Linked DNA regions of Homo sapiens: region 1 is linked to region 2. Evidence: chromatin loops called from intact Hi-C (ENCODE). Cell type or tissue: Calu3. All regions are shown on one strand. Links, peaks and the distances in the headings refer to the core of each region. The heading gives the core; the rest is flanking DNA. Region 1 has its middle 36 kb from the start of CACNB2. Region 2 overlaps HACD1 (3-hydroxyacyl-CoA dehydratase 1).

Region 1 (2,927 bases), core at 195-2,694, 500 kb before region 2:
TTTAGATGGACATTTTCCAGTTTAAATAAATTAAGAGCAATTTAACTTCATCTGCTATTAGAGATCTGGGATAATTCTGCAGCACACAAACTGAACATTTATTTTCTATAGTAAGGGAGATGATAAATGGATGTCTTAAGGGATACAACAGAACATTTTAGAACTCAGAGAACGAGTTAAGAGTGTTAAGAAGGCACATTGATATCTTCTTTCATTAAGCTGGAAGTTACTGAGTTTTTCACTTAAGAAAATTCCACAGCCTTAAGAAAAAAACACGAATGTGGTATTTTTAAGAAAAAATAGCAATAGGGATCTTGGAGCCATGGCTATGTTAAAACAAAACAAAACAAAACCAACAAAATCAGGGTGAATTAGGCAGGTATATTCTTCTCAAGCACAAGAGAAAAATCGGTTAAACTAAGTAATGATTAATGCAAATTTATAATTAGAGAACAAAATACCTACTTACATTTCTTTAATCTTTCATTTATAAATAGTTTTTAAATTGGACTTTAAGAGAATTGAATTCTATCATAGAACAGGAAAAATTGGGTGGAAAACCATAGAGTTTGACTCAGTTAACCAATATCTTTGGAACAAGATTCCACTGAATAGCAAATACTCTAACTTTTGAAAAGTAAAATAACCAGGAAAAAACAATAGCCCCTGGGATTCTGATCTTGCAGCTTCATACCTTCAAAGTATAGTTAAGATGAAGACTCTTCTCATCACCATTACCTTCCCAGGCTCAACCTTTACTCTGACCTCACACAACCTGTATTCCTACATACTTCAAAAATAGTTGGAATAAAATTTTGGCCATACTTTTAATATAATCACAGATGATTCATTTGCTATTCTCTGAGCTTTAACCCAACCAAATTATATTGCCAATGTGATTTTCTCAAGCCAGAAATATTGGTCCAAAGTAGCAGACTAACAAATGTATTGGAACATTGGGCTGCTGTTCTAGACGCACCTTAATTATGTAAAATATCTCTATGACTGTGGGCTGAAAAATGGCGCCCAAGCACTCACCATATTTTATCCATATCCAATTTGTTAGACAGGCCTCAGTTAGCATGGAGCTTCCACATAATGAAATAGAACTAGACCTAAAGGAAACGTGAATTGACATAAACCTTATGATGCCAAATTTATGGTAAGTGCATCAAGACCAGGATATGGCCTTTTTCTTACACCAACAGAATGAGTAAGATCTACAGTCACGATTAGGAAGAAAATAAACACTGCATTACCCAGATATGGGCATTTTCACCTCTTACTATAACTACTTGTTTACGAGACCATCCTGCCTGCTAGGCTGGACACTTATTTAGCACACGGTATGCGATTTGTTCATTGCTATATTCGCAGTGCCTACATTGCCCGGCCACGAGTCAGGGCCCCATAAGTGTTGAATAAATGGCATTTTAAAATGGATAGACTTGTGGGTTGTATTGGAAGAGCTGTAATCAATGGTCAGATCCAGAGGATTCTGAGGATTCCCTTCCTAACATTTTAAGTTTTTAATGTTCTGTGTCAGTAAATACAGTCCAGGCCAGCAGAGGGCAGTGTGACAGACGATGGAACTAGTTTCATGGAGAACTTATTAAAAATGACACTGGGTGGCAAGAGGTTATCGATGGTGGTGGGACTCAAGGTTATTGTCATTTGCCTGGTACAGAATATACAGTGCTCACTCATTTTTCTTAAAAAATAGTTTTGACACGTGGTGTCAGTGTGCTGTCATATGTCCAATAGAATGTTCAGGAAAGAGAGAACCCCCAGTTTCTGGCTGAATGCCCAAGTCAAGAAGAGGGCATCATTTTCCCGAAGCGATTTGAGTCCCTCAAGACCATGGGATGCGCATACTAACGTCCATCACAAATTAACATATTGTAATATGGCTTTTTAACAGAAAGTGTTCTCCAGGTCCCGAGGAGACATTCCGTGCTCATAAAAACAGGACCAAAAACAGATGAAATTACTTCGAAACAATCCTGAATGATTTAGTGTGTTTCTGACAAAGGGAAAGAAAAAAGTCATTTATTTTCCCTGTCATGAGCGCCAGAGAGGATTAACGTCATTTTGGGCAATGGAGAAGAAAATGCAAACCATTGTTTACAGTCATCGTCAAAACCCTGTATGCCAATTTCATTTTCTAGAATGTGTGGAAGTATTTCAACTGTTTGGTTCCTTTTTGAAACCAAATACCAAAATTCATTATGAGAGCAACTGTTTGCCTGAGAATATTATTAATTTATGGTAACTTCTAGTGGTTATGCTTTTTCTTTTTACCATCTCATTTTAATAATTATGGAAATATTAAAATCTGATAGACTGGTGACAATGTACCTTTTATGGCACTCCTGAGTCCCCTCAATATAATATTATCTACAATATGTTATGCAGTCTGCTAGCCTCATTTGTTCCTGTCCTTAGAGAGCTCCATCTAGTTTCTTAGCATCCGTAATGAGCATATAGAAAATAGTTGACTTGATGGAATCTATTGTCACCCTCCTCTTCAAGGTTTTCTTGTCCATGATATGAAAAAAAATTTCATTTCAGCAACATTCATTGATTCATCACTAAGGGCCCAGCATTGGGAAGTACATAAAAGCAGCTTATAACTCATTCTGCCTTGGGGAAATTCTGCACACTTGGGGACTAAGCATTCAAATATATGGAGTCTAAAGGTGCTTCACTCCAATATTGACAGGAAACCTGGGTCAGGACTGAAGGAATTAATGTCATTCACTACCTACCCAAGTGGAATTCAGCATTTAAGTTTCAGATTGAAATTGAGAAAAGTAATGAGTTGAAAAAATAAGATGGAGTTTACTTCCCATAACCACTGTAATAAACCTACTATAATTCTTGAGAATGTCATGTACCAAAAATCTAAACCACTCTCTAGAGTTCAC
Region 2 (2,927 bases), core at 145-2,644:
AGGTGTCTTAATCTTAGTGAAATTCAGTTTCTCAAGCGTTTGTTTTTTCTTTTATGAATCTTTCAGCTTGACTCGTTATTGGCATGAGTGCTGGTGTACAATCAGTTGAAGCACTCACATATTGGCTGCTAAACAAAAGTATAACTTTTATCTAGAAAAGGCAGTTTAGAGGTGTCAATGAACAATATATGAAAGTATGGGCCAGACGTGGCGGCTCACGTCTGTAACCCCAGTACTTTGGGAGGCTGAGGCAGGCAGATCGCTTGAGGTCAGGAGTTCGAGACCAGCCTGGCCAACATGTTGAAACCCCATCTCTACTAAAAATACAAAAATTAGCTGGGTATGGTGGCAGGTACCTGTAATCCCAGCCACTTGGGAGGCTAAGGCACGAGAATCACTGGAACCTGGGAGGTTGAGGTTGCAGTGAGCTGAAATCACACCAGACTGGGTGACAGAGCAAGACTCCATTTCAAAAAAAAAGGAGACAAAGTGTGGAGTATATGAAAGTTGAAGACTATCTTCGGTCCAAGCCTCCAAATGGCTAAAGGAGGTATACAAAGGAAATAGCAAGCTAGAATATTGTTTTTCAATGATTGTTGAAATAATGGATCTAGCCAATGATCATCAGTAACTGCTAGCATCACAAAAGAGAGAGTCTGGCCAGGCGCAGTGGCTCACACCGGTAATCCCATTACTTTGGGAGACTGAGGCAGGCAGATGGCTTGAGCCCAGGAGTTCAAGATTAGCCTGGGCAACATAGGGAGACCCCATCTCTACTAAAAAAAACCCCACAACAGCAAGAACAATAATGAGCCAGGTATGGTGGTACACCCCTGTGGTCCCAGCTACTCGAGAGGCTGAGGTGGGAAGATTGCTGAAGCCTGGGAACCCAAGGCTGCCATGAGCCATGGGCACACCACTCACTCCAGCCTGCGGGACAGAGCGAGAATCTGTCTAAAAAAAAAAATCCTAATTGCAGAAATTCCAGTTGCTTTTGAAATATTTTCTGTTTGTTTTATTATAGTTACTAAACCGATAGATGAAGGAAGTTCAAAACTAGTTCAATATAGGACCCTTAAAGAGACTTTCTTTGACTGTCACCCTTTCTGATGGAGGGCTTAGGAAGTGAACCCTGATTCAATTGGCTCCTGGCCTTACTTAGGAAAAACAGACAAGAGGTTAGAATAGATGTTTCGATGGGTCCTTTCAAATCCCTGAGCCTGTCAATTTCTTTTATTTCCCACAGTTTAGTGAGTGGCACGATCATGATACTATGCTAGGTGGTACAATACTGCCACCTATGGAGCAACAGTAGAACTTGTTATAATGTTAACGATGCATGGATTTTTATACAATGCTGTTTAAAAATGTAGAAAACTTGCCATCCAAATGACTCCTTTGATTGGTAGGTTAATAACTGCCTCTCAAACTTATCTTTTGTGGACATCTGATTTGGGTTCACCTAAAAAAGACAAGTGTATGGAAAATGTGAATGAAAATATCTTAATAAACTTTTTGTTTTCTTAGTAGAAGAAATATGGGGACTTTGAATTGAAGATAATGAAATCATAATACTTTAGTTGTGGAAGGTACCTAAAGCATGATTCCGATGAGTGCTGTAGGATCAGTCCAGTTCAGTGTTGGCGCTCACATGAGATGGATCCATCAGTTGTAGCCACAGTGAAGCTGGGGTAGAGTGGAAAGGGGTCAGGACTAGGGAGTCTAGAGACTGCAGAGGTTCTATTACAGACTCAGTCATGAACTTACTCTAAGACTCAGGGTAAGTAACTGAATGTTCTGGAAGATGATTATCTCATCTAAAAGAGTGGCCTTCAAACTTTTTGGATAGCATGCTACTATCAATTAAAATATTTGAGCATAGACTCTCCATATAACTTTAAAAATATATTTATAATGTAAATATGAATTGCTATCATTAACTGGTATCTCAGGGCACAGTATATACTTAGAGCCAGACCGACACAGCATAGTGGCTTAAGAGCATATACTCCGAGCTTAGTGGTGGCTGTGTGACCCTCTCTGCCTATTTCCTCAGTAGTGAAATAGGATAATAGAAGACCCTCGCCTCATAGGGTTATTGTGAGGATTTGAGGTTAATATGTTATGAATTGAAAACAGTGTCTAAGACATAGAAAGCACTCTGACAATACACTTATTATTGTCATTGTTATTATCATGAATATGTCTGCATTTCAAAGGTCCTTGTGGTCCTTTCAGATATTTACTTGACTTCTTGCCAATCTGATAAACAAGTCATTGCTTTTACCTTATTATGTTCTAAGAATAGAAGTGTCATTCTGCCATCTTATTATTCTCTTGAGAATGCATTTTCATCAGATTCAGTTAGTAGATTCTTTGCAGGAATCTTTTCAAGCCATTTGTCCACTGTATGAGTGTTCTTTGATTAAAAAAGTTAAAACTGCATGATAATTTTATATTTCATAAATCTACTTACTAGACTCTTTGGAGACTATCTAAAAGACTAGGGTAGCTCCTCATTTCCCTGGGTGAGTTATTAGAGCTTTTAAAAAGTTACAGATGAGGTAAGTTGCTTAAACTTAAACGTGCTTTTGGAATTGCAGGGGAAACTGGAAAAAAATAAACTTCTTATTGGTGACTTTAGGAAGAGTAAGAAGTAGTATGAGAAAGCTGGTCTCCACAACTCTAGCTTATATTTAAAGCACGATTATTATTCACAGAACATAAGCTATATTTATATGCAAACGTAAGTTTAAAAGCGAGGGCATATAGTATTTTTTTCTTTCTTTTTTCTTTCTCTCTCTCTTGTTTTTTTTGAGACAGGGTCTTTGTTGCACAGCCTGGACTGCAGTGGCACAAACATAGCTTACTGCAACCAGCGCCTCTGTGCTCAAGTGATCCTCCCACCTCAGCCTTCCAAGTAGCTG

The links. Peaks named below come from ENCODE experiments on the same cell type or tissue, not always from the same donor. Only the 100,000 strongest peaks of a DNase experiment are listed, where the experiment ranks them.
Region 1: it touches region 2 in a loop (17-fold over the local background); 43 of 110 quality-filtered maps call a loop at or near these places.

What each region holds. Positions count from the first base shown.
Region 1 is chr10:18,103,103-18,106,029 of GRCh38, reverse strand. No RefSeq gene overlaps it. Among named protein-coding and RNA genes, the nearest start is that of CACNB2, 36 kb to the left of the region's middle. In Calu3, for the core only: CTCF peaks have their summits at 1,397 and 1,596 (motif pointing right); a DNase peak (open chromatin) is centred at 1,559.
Region 2 is chr10:17,606,059-17,608,985 of GRCh38, reverse strand. The region is part of intron 1 of HACD1 (3-hydroxyacyl-CoA dehydratase 1); the gene reads left to right. Among named protein-coding and RNA genes, the nearest start is that of HACD1, 9.9 kb to the left of the region's middle. In Calu3, for the core only: a CTCF peak has its summit at 1,303; no DNase peak of the experiment used is centred there.